Linked DNA regions of Mus musculus: regions 2 and 3 are each linked to region 1. The links are chromatin loops, found by intact Hi-C in ENCODE. Cell type or tissue: heart. All regions are shown on one strand. Links, peaks and the distances in the headings refer to the core of each region. The heading gives the core; the rest is flanking DNA.

Region 1 (4,743 bases), core at 1,193-3,692:
GTTTTTCAACTCATCTACTGATGGACATCTAGAATGTTTCCAGATTCTGGTTTGGATGACCAGAGAGAGTGTCTCTATGGTAGGATGAAGCATCCTTTGGGTATATGCCTGACAGTGGTATAGCAGGATTCTGAGATAGATTGATTCCCATACTTCTAACGAGTCACCACACTGATTTCCATAGTGACTGTAAAAGTCTGTTCTCCCCCCAGTAATGGACGAGCGCTTGACACATCCTCTCCAGCAGGAGCTGTTACTTGTTTTGTCATTCTGACTGGTGAGATGAAGTCTCAAAGTAGTTTTGATATGTATTTCCCTGATGACTAAGGATGTTGAACATTTCTTTTCTTAGATTTATTTATGAAACAGGAGTTTTGCCTGCATGTACATCTACATACCAGAAGAGGCTTTCAGGTCCCATGGGACAATAGTTACAGACAGTTCTGAGCTGCCAGGTGGGTCCTGGGGATTGAACTCAGAACCTCTGGAAGAACAGTCAGTACTCTTACTGCTGAGCCATCCCTCCATCCCTGTTGAGCATTTCTTTGTTTCTCTTCCATTTGAGTTTCTTCTTTTGAGAATTCTCTGTTTAGCTCTGTAGCCTGTTTTTTTGTTTGTTTGTTTTTTGTTTTTTTTTTAAATCGGGTTGTTTGTTGTCTTGATTTGTCTTGATATCTGGTTTTCTGGGTAGTTGATAAAAATCTTTTCCCATCTGTAGGCAGCCACTTTGTTCAAATGACGGTGTCCTTTGTCATGCAGCAGCTTCTCAATGTCACGAAGTCCCATTAACTGTTGTTCTTAGTCCCTATGCTATCAGTGTTTCATCCAGAAAGGAGTTTTCTATGTCAATGAGTTCAAGGCTATTCCTCACTTTCTCTTCTACAAGGTTCAGTGTATATGGTTTTATTTTAAGGTCTTTGCTCCATTTGGAGTTGAGTTTTGTGCAGGGTGGTAAGTATAGATCTATATGGATTCTTCTACATGCAGCCATCCAGTTTGAACAGCACCATTTATTGAAGATGCTATCTTTTTTCCCCTGTGTATTTCTAGGTTCTTTGTCAAAAAAAGATAGGTGTCCATACATATGTGAATTTGTGACTGGATCTTCTGCTTGGTTCCATCAGTCTATGTGTCTGATACTGTGTCAACAGCACGCTGCTTCTATTACTACAGCTCTCTAGTACAGCTTGAGACTGCAGATGGTGAGACCTCCAGCAGTGACTTGATTATTCAGGATTGTTTGTGCTATCCTGGGTTCTTTTAGGTTTCCATATGAAACTGAAATTTTCCCTTTCAATTTCTGTGAAGAATTGTATTGGATTTTTGGTAGGGACTGCATTGATCTGTAGATTGCTTTGGATAGGATGGCCCTTTTTACTGTATTAATTCTGCTGATCCATGAGCACCTTTCTGACATTTTCTTCAAACACTGCAACCCCTTAACATCTCAAGGCCTGTCGTACCCTGCCCCCTCCTCAAGCCCCAGGCCTCCCCTTGACTTTGTTTCCCCTCCCCTTGACTTCATTGTTGTTTCACTTGTGTTTCTGGTGTTGGTGTGTGTGTTTGTGTGTGTGTGTGTGTGTGTGTGTGGCTTTCCACAAATCATTCTTGTACACATAAAAGTAGATTGCAATTTTATTTTATTTTATTTTACTATTAGTCCTTAGATGGCTGTGTGGATCCAGAAGGAATGGAGGTCAGGAGGAAGTGGGAGGTATAGGGGCAGGGAAAACTGTCATCAGAATATATTGTATGAAAAAAAATATTTCCATAAAAGAAAAAATAATGAAATAAATAAACAAAACAAATAGATTGCAGTAGTTATTTGCCAGGTAGTTATTGTTATTGTTTCTGTTTGTTGGTTGGTTGGTTGGTTTTGTTTTTGCTTTCTTTATTCTTCTGCCAGGAACACTTGACCCTCAATATTACCAGGTAAATAAAGGAAGAAAAACACCCAGGAAAAGAGACATAACAGGCTGAGGTGCTGGCTCAGTAGATAAAGTTCTTGTTGTGAAAGCAGGACGATCCAAGTGCTGATTTTTAACACCCACATAAAGGCCAGGTGGGTATGTCAGGCTGCCTTGTAACCACAGTACTCAAAAGTGAAAGATGGAATTCCTGGAGAACGCTGGCTAGCGAGATTAGCTCATTCGCTGAGCTTGAGTTTCAGGTGAGACACCCCACACACACACACCTGCCTTAATATATAAGATAGAAGAGGAAGACTTCACAACCATGTACACACATACATGCACATGCATGTGTGCCCACATGTGTGAGCATGCAAACAGGCATAGATGATAAATGTCCCTCTATATTCTATTTTTGGAATAGGATGTTGTATGACCTCACCACACAGTAACTGATCCTGTCTTTGCACGCTCTGGTAAGTACCGGAGCACCTACTGCTGCATCTTGTGCCAAATTCCTTCTGATAAGATGATAGAAACCAGAATGAGGTGGAACTGAGCCTCCTCCTGTAAACAAAAGCTATCTCACAGGAGCGTTCCTTCCAGTTGAGTCATGTGACCTCCTAACCTTCTAGATGTAATTTGAACAAGCAGGCATCCTGAAATTCTAGCTGCCTGGGGGCCAGTTGATTTAGAAAGAAATCAACCATTCAGAAGGTTATAACCACCGCAGGCCACAAGGGGGCAGCAGTTTCTGCTCTTACTTCAGGAACTTGGACAACCATAATTAGGAGTTGGGCAGAAAGTATAAATTACAGTGCATTTTAGTGAAAATAAGAACTATAGCTGCAAGCAGCAGCATGGAAGACCCTCACAACATGCTGCCAGATATAACACACACACGCACACACACACACACACACACACACACACACACACACATTATAAATATACCACCCTATTCAAACAAAGGACTCAAAGAATTAAAATTTCCCCCAGGAATGCCATCCATGCTGGGTGGGGCGGGTGGTGGTGGCGGACAACAGCCTGGCAGGGGAAGGATTCATAATCAGAAGGCGTTCACACTGTTCTTTAATAAACATGTGTGCATTTCCTGGTGTCTGTCTGTCTTTTCTGTCTCTCTCACACTCACATCTTTTACATCAAACTGTAACACTGCTGCTAAAATAAGGGAAATTGGGGCCCCCTTTAGTGGGTCTTGGTCTCTTTGATAAAAAGAATTTTAAAAACAGTCAGATTGAGACACGCTGACTCCGTGGCAGGCTTCAAGCTGGCTTCAAACAGGAGACTAGGCCTAAATTTCTGTTTCCAAGACCCGGGCAAGTCCAGACCTCAGAAGCTACCCTGCCGTTGGCCCTGAGGTAAGGACACGGTCAGCATCACTTTCCAGATGTCCTCGGGAACAGTTTTCAGACTTCCCCAGCAATGGTTCTGGAATGTCCCCAGAGATAGAGCCAAGAGATAGAGGTTACCTACCTACACCTCCCCGGGACTCCCTGATGTACTTTAAATTGGGCCTGCAAACTCACATGGGCATCCCCACATTGGAACAGGAGACTCCAGCATTCTGGACTTCTGCAGAATAAAACACTCTTTGCTTTTATATACTATTTGAGTCCTGGGTATCATTCTTTGGTGAATCATGGACCTTTATGAGATAAAAATGTCAGGACAATTTTATTAGAATTTAGAAGGAAAATCATAAGGTAGCAAGTTGGAAATCTTGCCCAGAGGAGAATGGAGAAGGGCACAGCCATGCTGTTTGAATTAAACAGATATGGAGCTCAGACACAGGGAGGGCAAGCGACCACCTGGCAGGAAGCAAAGCATTAGAAAAGTAAAGCCCAGACCATTAGGAAAAGCATGCTTAGAGAGGGGGCAGGAAGAAGAAAAGCAAAGTCACGCTTGTGTGAGTAACTCAGACTTATAGAGCTGTATGGCTGCACTGTGAAGGAGACCGTGCTGGGGTGGGGTGGGGGTGGGGGGTGTCTGGGAAGAAAACATGCCTTGCCTCAGTAAAGGGATAATTATTGGCTTAGGGTGGGCCAATTCTTCCTGAGGGATAGATCCTTGGCCAGGTGACCAACCTGCCCCTGAATTAACTCTTAGTGGGGGAGACAGTGCAGGAAGTGGAGGGAACAAAGAATCCTGGCGCTTTCTCCCACTCTCACTCACTCTCATTTGGCAAACCTACAAACACCTCCACCTCCCTTCCTCCTTGATTTCCCAGCAGCCACAATCTGTAATGGCTTGCTTCCTTGTGAGACTAGGAGAAGGAAAGAAGAGGTTAAGGAAATAAGAAGAACGCCTGTGGGCGTTGGTATTTGAGGAGGACAGTGAAGACCTTGTAGAGTGAAGACCTTGTCAACGTGACTGATTCATTACTGGGGGAAGGTGGTATTGTAGATAAGGGAAAGAACAGCCAGCGGCATCTGGGGGAGTCAGTAATGGCTGCCTTTCTGGGACAGAGAGAGTAGCACAGAGAGCAGGAAGGGGGAGCAGCAGCCTGGTTATTGCCAGGGCTGCAGGAGTAGGGAAGAGCATGAAGATAGTGGGAGACTCTTGCTGGTTACTATGTGTTATGTGGAAGAGGAAGAAGGGGAGGAGGGGGAAGGGGAGGAGGAGGAGGAGGAGGAGGAGGAGGAGGAGGAGGAGGAGGAGGAGGAGGAGGAGGGGGAGGGCAGTTATCTGGAACAGCTGGAATCTAGCACAGGGCTCTGATCTGTTGGTGGCTTGTTTGAGTAAATAGAGGACTAGATGCTGGCTCTGGATTTTGGGGGACCGAGGGGGACTGTAGTAGCAGAGGAAAAAG
Region 2 (3,454 bases), core at 955-3,454, 250 kb after region 1:
GCCCAGAAATCTAAACTTTTTGTCCTCTTGGGTTTTTGAGGCAAGGTTTCTCTGTTGTAACCTTGACTGCTCTGGAACTTGCTCTGCAGTCCAGGCTGACCTAGAACTCAGAGATCCACTTGCCTCTGTCTCCCAAGTGGAGGAATTAAAGGCATATGCCACTATGCCCTGATTAACCTTTTTGTAAAAAAAAGACATTTTGTTTTTAATTTATGTGTGTGTGAATGATTCTGTGTGTGCGATTGTGAGAAGAGAGAGAGAGAGAAAGTGTGTGTGTGTGTGTGTGTGTGTGTGTGTGTGTGTGTGTGTGTGTGTGTGTGTGAGCCCAAGGAGGCCCCGAAGAGGATTTCCTGGAACTGGAGTTATGGATCGTTGTGAGGCACCATGTGGGTACTAGGACCCAAACCTGAGTCCTCTGGAAAAGCAAGTGCAAGGTCTTAATTGTGAGCTGTTTCTCCAGCCCACCTAAACGTTTTTAAGTCTTTTAAAAAGATTTAATTTTATTTTCATTCGAGTGTGTGTGTGTGTGTGTGTGTGTGTGTGTGTGTGTGTGTGATCTGTGTACAGGAGTGAAGCACCAGTCAGTTGTGAGCTGCCCACTTTCAGTGCTGGGAACCGAACTCAGATCCTCTGGAAGAGTAACATGCTCTCTAAACTGCTGAGCTGTCTCTCTCTCAGCCTCTCTTTAAAGTCATTTAACATACATACCAACATTACAAGAAACGATGCTGCCACCCAAGAGAACATGAGTGTATGCACACAAAGACCTATCTCGGGCTGAGGGTGTCACTCTGTAGCAGGGCACTGCCCTCGCATAATCAAGGACCTGGATTCCTTCCTCAGCACAGCAAAGAAAAAAATAAGCAGGCCTAGCTGAATTACTCTTGCCAGCTTTGGGTAGTCTCAGTTTTAAAAAGTGTACTACTAGCCAAGCAGGATGACACAAGCCTTTAATCCCAGCACTTGGGAGGCAGAGGCAAGTGTATCTTTGTGAGTTTGAAACCAGCCTGGTCTGCATAGTGACTTCCAGGACAGTCAGAGTGATATGGATTTTCTGTCTCAAAAACCAAAAACCAAAACAAAAGCAAAAGAAAACATCTGTTTTAACTGTTAAATTTAGTGAGCAAAATAAATGATCTTCATTCTTCAGTCATTTCTAAGATCCTCGTTAAGTTCCTGTCAGTTAATTTACTGGGGTCACAAAGTGTTTCTTCTGCACTGTTGTGCCTTGGATATGTTTTGATTTGGGGTCTTTTGGGGGAGCACTATTTTGAGAATGAGTTTCATGGAACCCAGTCAAGCCTCAAAGACTCCATCACTGGATTTAAGATGACCTTGAAGTCATGATGGCCTCATTGCCACCTCTCAAGTGTTGGGATTACAAAACAAGCACCACTACATAGACTTTTCTTTTTAAGCTTTACCCTTTTTTAATATAGAGCCTTTGTCTATGGCCCAAATTGGCCTCACCCTCAGGGTACTCCTCGTGCGTTGGCCTCCCTGATGTGGGATTACGTGGGTGTACCAGCGGGCCCAGTTCCTGTAACGTTTGGCTGGTTTTATGTGGAGGTTATTGTTCTCTGCACCCACAGTGCTGAGACTCAAACCCAGGGCCTCTCTACTCATCTCTTCGAGGCAACTGCTCTGCCACCGAGCTACATCCCGTCCCTTATTAACATCTCTGCAGGCGATTGTGTGAGCGTGTGTCACCATTTTGTCTTCTTACGTCACACTGCTGTGACTTGCCCTCTAGGTGCAGATCATCCTTCTGTCTGTCTGTCCTCATTCCCAGGTGTACAGGGAGTCTGTCCTTTATTTGCTTAGTTCTGTTGACATTTTCCTTGATTCCAAGCAATAAACAGCTCTTATTCTTGGAAGGATTTGGTATTACCCTGGTTTGTATTTTCACTCTCTCTATATAATATCACTCTTTGCTGTACCTGTGACTTTCTTTTAATGGTGCTATAAACTGTGGCATAAGATCATTTTAAATGCCTTTGATTAAATTCAGCCTTGCACTCCCTGTTGCCTTGGAGCATCATTCTTTAAATACCCAATTCTAGTTTGACCGTACACAAATTGGAACTGGCAGGTGTGGGGAGGAGTGAGCCAGAAACAACTGCCCTAGCATTGCTCTTGGAGAGCAGGAGTCTGCCCTAGATTGGCTCATAATGTCTCTGAGTGCCTCTGTCGCCATCTACTGAATCTGGAGTGATCAAAAACCCAGTCTCAGAAACTGCTACAAAGAAAATGAAGCAGAGCTTGCCCTGGAACTTTCTTATCACAGTCAGTCAGTCAGTCAGTCAGTCAGTCAGTCTATTGGTTGGTTGGTTGGTTGGTTGGTTGGTTAATGTGTGTGTGTGTGTGTGTGTGTGTGTGTGTGTGTGTGTGTGTGTGTGTGTGTGTGTATGGTGTGGTGTGTGTGTGTGTGTGTGTGGTGTGTAGTGGTGTGGTGTGTGGTGTGTAGTGGTGTGGTGTGTGTGTGTGTGTGTGTGTGTGTGTGTGTGTACCCACAGAAGTTAGAGAACACCTGTGGAAGTCAGTTCTCTCCTTCTACCAACTGTGTCCTGGGGAATGAACTCAGGCCATTAGGTTCAGCATCTTTACTCACTGAGTCATCTTGCCCGCCATTGCTCTGAGACTTTTAATATTGTGTGTCTTATGTCAACTCTGCCCTTCTTACAGCTCCAGCAATCATATTCCTGAAAACTTCAACTCAAGAATCTAAGAAGCACCAATCTTTTCCATGGGGAAATAAGAAAGACACCAAAATGCTTGAAATGGAGGCAGGTAAGGAGGGCCCCAAAGACAAAGGGTAGCTCAAAACAGATCCCTAATGCTGGGGAGGAAGGAAGAGACAGAACTCTAGAGTTTTCAGTTCTCTCTCTCTACTGAAAAACCAATAATCTTTCTCATCTAAAAACACATTCTTCCCCCACGCCTCCATGTCCTTAATGCTTTTCTCTACTTACAGGTATGGTTGTTCTGGGATTCCCCGAGTGCCATGGGACTGAAGTACTAAGCGCTGCACACCCTTAGCTGTTCTTTTTAAAGATTTATTTTTATTTTTTAATTATTTGAATATTCATGGGGGTATACACCTATGTACAGGTACCCACGGAGGGCAGAAGGCATTGGATCCCCTGGAACTAAGTTAAAGACAGTTGTGAACCAGGTTCTTTGTGAAATTTCCTCTGCAGATACTGTTAGCTGCTGAGCTCTCTCTCCAGCCCCTAAGCCTTTGGCTGATAAGGACAGATCTCACTGAAGGCTTCTCTTTCACCGAGTTCTGGATGTAAAGTCAGGTCTGGATACCCATGAAGGACAACACAGAATGCCTCTTTTTTAAAAAAAAAAATATTCCACATTGTTTCTGTTCTTTATGTAGACAAAGCAAATGTTGCACTCTGACTTTGAAAGACTTCTGTTTCTATAAGGAAACACTACTGAATGG
Region 3 (3,454 bases), core at 955-3,454, 120 kb after region 1:
GCTTTTGACAAGGCAAACGCATGTAGATTCTGATCAGTAATTCTGCATCCAAAGCTCAGACCTTCTGCACCATCTCACGGCCCCTCTTGCCTGCCAGCAGTCTTGCCTAGATTGCACATAGATTGAGACCATGGACACTCAGACTGGCCACTGCTGTTGTCGTTGGAAAAGACCGTAGGAGACAGGCAGGCCATCCTTCAACTAGCAAACACAGTTCCACTCAATTGCAAAAAAGAAAAGAGGCAGCCCACTCCAGCTTGATGCCTGTAATAATGTCAGTGTTCCCTAGGTGTCTGTGTTGTAAAAAGTAGTCTGGGTATGCTGATATTATCTATGAAGAATAGGCTACAGGGCTTCATGGACTTTCTCTGTGCCAATGCACGAAGAGGAGCTAAAACATAGGTTCAGACACCCACTGCTGCCAGCCGAAAAAAGTATTACCTTGCATAATTAAGCTGCTTGTTTGTTTGTTTGTTTGTTTGTTTGAAACAGGGTCTCTCTCCATACTGTCCTGAAACTCACTATATGAGACTAGCCTCAAACTCACAAAGATTTGCCTTCTTCCACCTCCTGAGTACTGGTTTAAAGGTGTGTACCACTACCCCTGACCTCTCAAAAAATATTTTAACTAGAGAAAAGCTGTGGCACTTCCCAACTTTAGCCTCTGTCTCATGTCTAGGTATTTGGAGAGTCAGTTCAATATATATACTATATATATGTATATAATATAAAAGAGTTCAATATATAAACTCCCTTACACATCAAAGCTATCATTATTGAAAACTACCACATGCCATGTATTAGACATAGGCCATCTTAACTATTTGTTTGATATTGTTGGTTTATAAATTTCTCTTTTGAAAATGTATTTTCCTCTCTCCCCACCTATTTTCCATTAAGACCCAGTGTACTTCCAATATACTTCGTCAAAAATAAATGAATAAGTAATAAAAGCCCAGAAGTTTTCCCCAGGGCCTGGTAATCCCGTCTATTAATAAGTGAATTTCTCAAGAGTCTCCTAAGAATGAGACATTGTTCTGGCTGATAAGGAAGCAGCTAGCGTTAAGCACCTACACTTATTCTTCAAGTTTCTCTCCCCATGCTATGTCCTGCACTCTCCCTACTGTTAACCATGTGACCCTCAGTAGGCTGCTTCAGACACTGGCACAAGATCCTTTCCCAACAAGGATGGCTGTAAGTTGCACATAGGTCAGGGGATATGAGATGTGCAATCATTCTAGCGTCTGATTTTCTTTTGATTTTTCCTTTCTTTCACTGTTTCCTGTGCAGCCTGATGCCTCTTTTTTTTTTTTCCCAAAAAGAATAGAATTAAAATAGAAGCTAAACAGTTCTGCTTTCTTCCAGGACATCTGCCAATACTGTGTCATTTGCTGCCACTGGGGAACTAGATCTGTATTCTCAGCAGTTGCTTATTAGGGTGGGAGTGGTGGATGGGCAGTGCTAAGGGTCTAGGATATCTTGCAAGTCATACTTTCCTTTTAATTCTTGTCTGTCCTTTCCTCCCACTGTTCTTATCACATCACAAACGAATTACCTTGCATCATCTAAATCCACCTTCCAGAGGGCTGGCTCAACCTGCTGCAAGATTGACACTTTTGATGGCAGCCTCTGAGCTCAGTCCCGAGATCATTCCGGTCCTGTTTGGGAAACTCTTAGTCCCTTGGTTTCCCTGAACTAACTGGTGGCATTCTCTCACAGTCATTGTAGGACTCAGATAAAACATCATTCTCATTATGAACGTGAGCTGCCTGCACATTTCTCTCTCAAAATCAAAACCACTGTGCAGGAAAAAAAAAAAAAAAAAAAAAAAAAAAAAAAAAAAAGGAAGCTAGCTAGTAAAGCCACATAAACCACACACAGATGTGCAGGGCACCGGGCAAGGGTCTGTTGCTAAGGCAAGAAAGCACCACAGAGCCCGTAGCCCTCCCCATTAGATATTAGTTTTGTTGTGCTGATAGAGTGGCCCACTTCTGCTTTCTACAGCAGTTAATGAACTCAACACTTCCTCTTGTGGACTTACTGTGTGACGAGCACCGTGATGGGGCCTTGAACTGAGCAACTATTCAATGTGGGCCATCTTTTCAGATACAACTAGCACGACGATGTTTCCTAACTCAGTCTGCAAGTGGTGCGCTTACTGTGTATTCCCCTCCCCCGTGACTTCCTCACAACTAAAGAAAATGATTCCTTTTTTATGGCAAGGTGTTCTGAATTGTTCATACTTCCTCATCTCCCAGTAATAATTGGAATTAAGTCTCATCATTCCACTGAAATGGCTTTTTTTCCTCTTTTTTAATTAGATATTTTCTTTATTTACATTTCAAATGTTATCCCCTTTCCTTGTTTCCCCTCAAAAAAACCCTATCTTCTCCCCACTCTCCCTGTTCACCAACCCACCCACTCCCACTTTTTTTTTCTTTTTCCATTTTTTTATTAGGTATTTAGCTCATTTACATTTCCAATGCTATACCAAAAGTCTCCCATATCCACCCACCCCCATTCCCCTACCCACCCACTCCCCCTTTTTGGCCCTGGCGTTTCCCTGTACTGGGGCAGGACCAACACTGCTGCTCAGAGGAACCCACCCAGAACCCTCAGGACACAGGAACTGAGGGGCTGCCTGGGACAGAGTCTTCCTGTCTCTGCCTATGCCCAGAGCTGATCCTGTGCCACAGAGCTACATACACAAATACACCAGGAGAGAGCTGGTCTCCTAGGAGTCCCTACACACCTGTGAGCACAGGTAAGACCACCACTTCTCTTCACAGGAACCAAGGATCAGCTGGGGACAGGGTCCTTCTGGTCTCTGTCTGCACCCCAGAGCTGACCCTGTATGAGAGAACTGGTCTCCCAGGAGTACTGACAAACAGGCTTGTAGGAGGGACAAGCCAAAGTCAGAGACAGCAAGACCAGCTAACACCAGAGATAACCAGCTGGCCAAAGGCAAGCATAAGAATATAAGCAACAGAAACCAAGACTACTTGGCATCATCAGAGCCTAGTTCTCCCACCAAAGCAAACCGTGGTTATCCCAACACACCAGAAAAGCAAAACTCTGATTTAAAATCACATCTCATGGTAATGATAGAGGAATTTAAGAAGGACATAAATAACTCCCTTAAAGAAATACAAGAGAACACAGTCTTGGAAAGATCAGGAATTCAAGGCCCACACCTAAACATAGTAAAAGCAATATACAGCAAACCAGTAGCCAACAACAAACTAAATGGAGAGAAACTTGAAGCAATACCACTAAAATTAGGGACTAGGCAAGGCTGCCCACTCTCTCCTCATTTATTCAATATAGTGCTTGAAATTCTAGCTAGAGCAATCAGACAACAAAAGGAAGTCAAAGGGATACAAATTGGAAAGGAAGAAGTCAAACTATCACTGTTTGCAGATTATATGATAGTATATTTAAGTGACCCCAAAAA

Evidence for each region. Hi-C counts contacts between places; a loop is a spot of excess contacts. Peaks named below come from ENCODE experiments on the same cell type or tissue, not always from the same donor. Only the 100,000 strongest peaks of a DNase experiment are listed, where the experiment ranks them.
Region 2: it touches region 1 in a loop (7-fold over the local background); 29 of 42 quality-filtered maps call a loop at or near these places.
Region 3: a loop joins it to region 1, with 2.3 times the contacts of the local background. A loop is called at or near these places in 4 of 42 quality-filtered maps.

What each region holds. Positions count from the first base shown.
Region 1 is chr16:23,401,299-23,406,041 of GRCm38, reverse strand. No RefSeq gene overlaps it. Among named protein-coding and RNA genes, the nearest start is that of Rtp1, 25 kb to the left of the region's middle. In heart, for the core only: a CTCF peak has its summit at 2,634 (motif pointing right); a DNase peak (open chromatin) is centred at 2,631; H3K27ac peaks cover 187 bases.
Region 2 is chr16:23,150,324-23,153,777 of GRCm38, reverse strand. The region is part of intron 1 of Adipoq (adiponectin, C1Q and collagen domain containing); the gene reads right to left. Among named protein-coding and RNA genes, the nearest start is that of Adipoq, 5.5 kb to the right of the region's middle. In heart, for the core only: a CTCF peak has its summit at 2,185; a DNase peak (open chromatin) is centred at 2,177.
Region 3 is chr16:23,278,545-23,281,998 of GRCm38, reverse strand. The region is part of intron 2 of St6gal1 (beta galactoside alpha 2,6 sialyltransferase 1); the gene reads right to left. Among named protein-coding and RNA genes, the nearest start is that of Gm30814, 46 kb to the left of the region's middle. In heart, for the core only: no CTCF peak of the experiment used is centred there; DNase peaks (open chromatin) are centred at 1,408 and 1,958.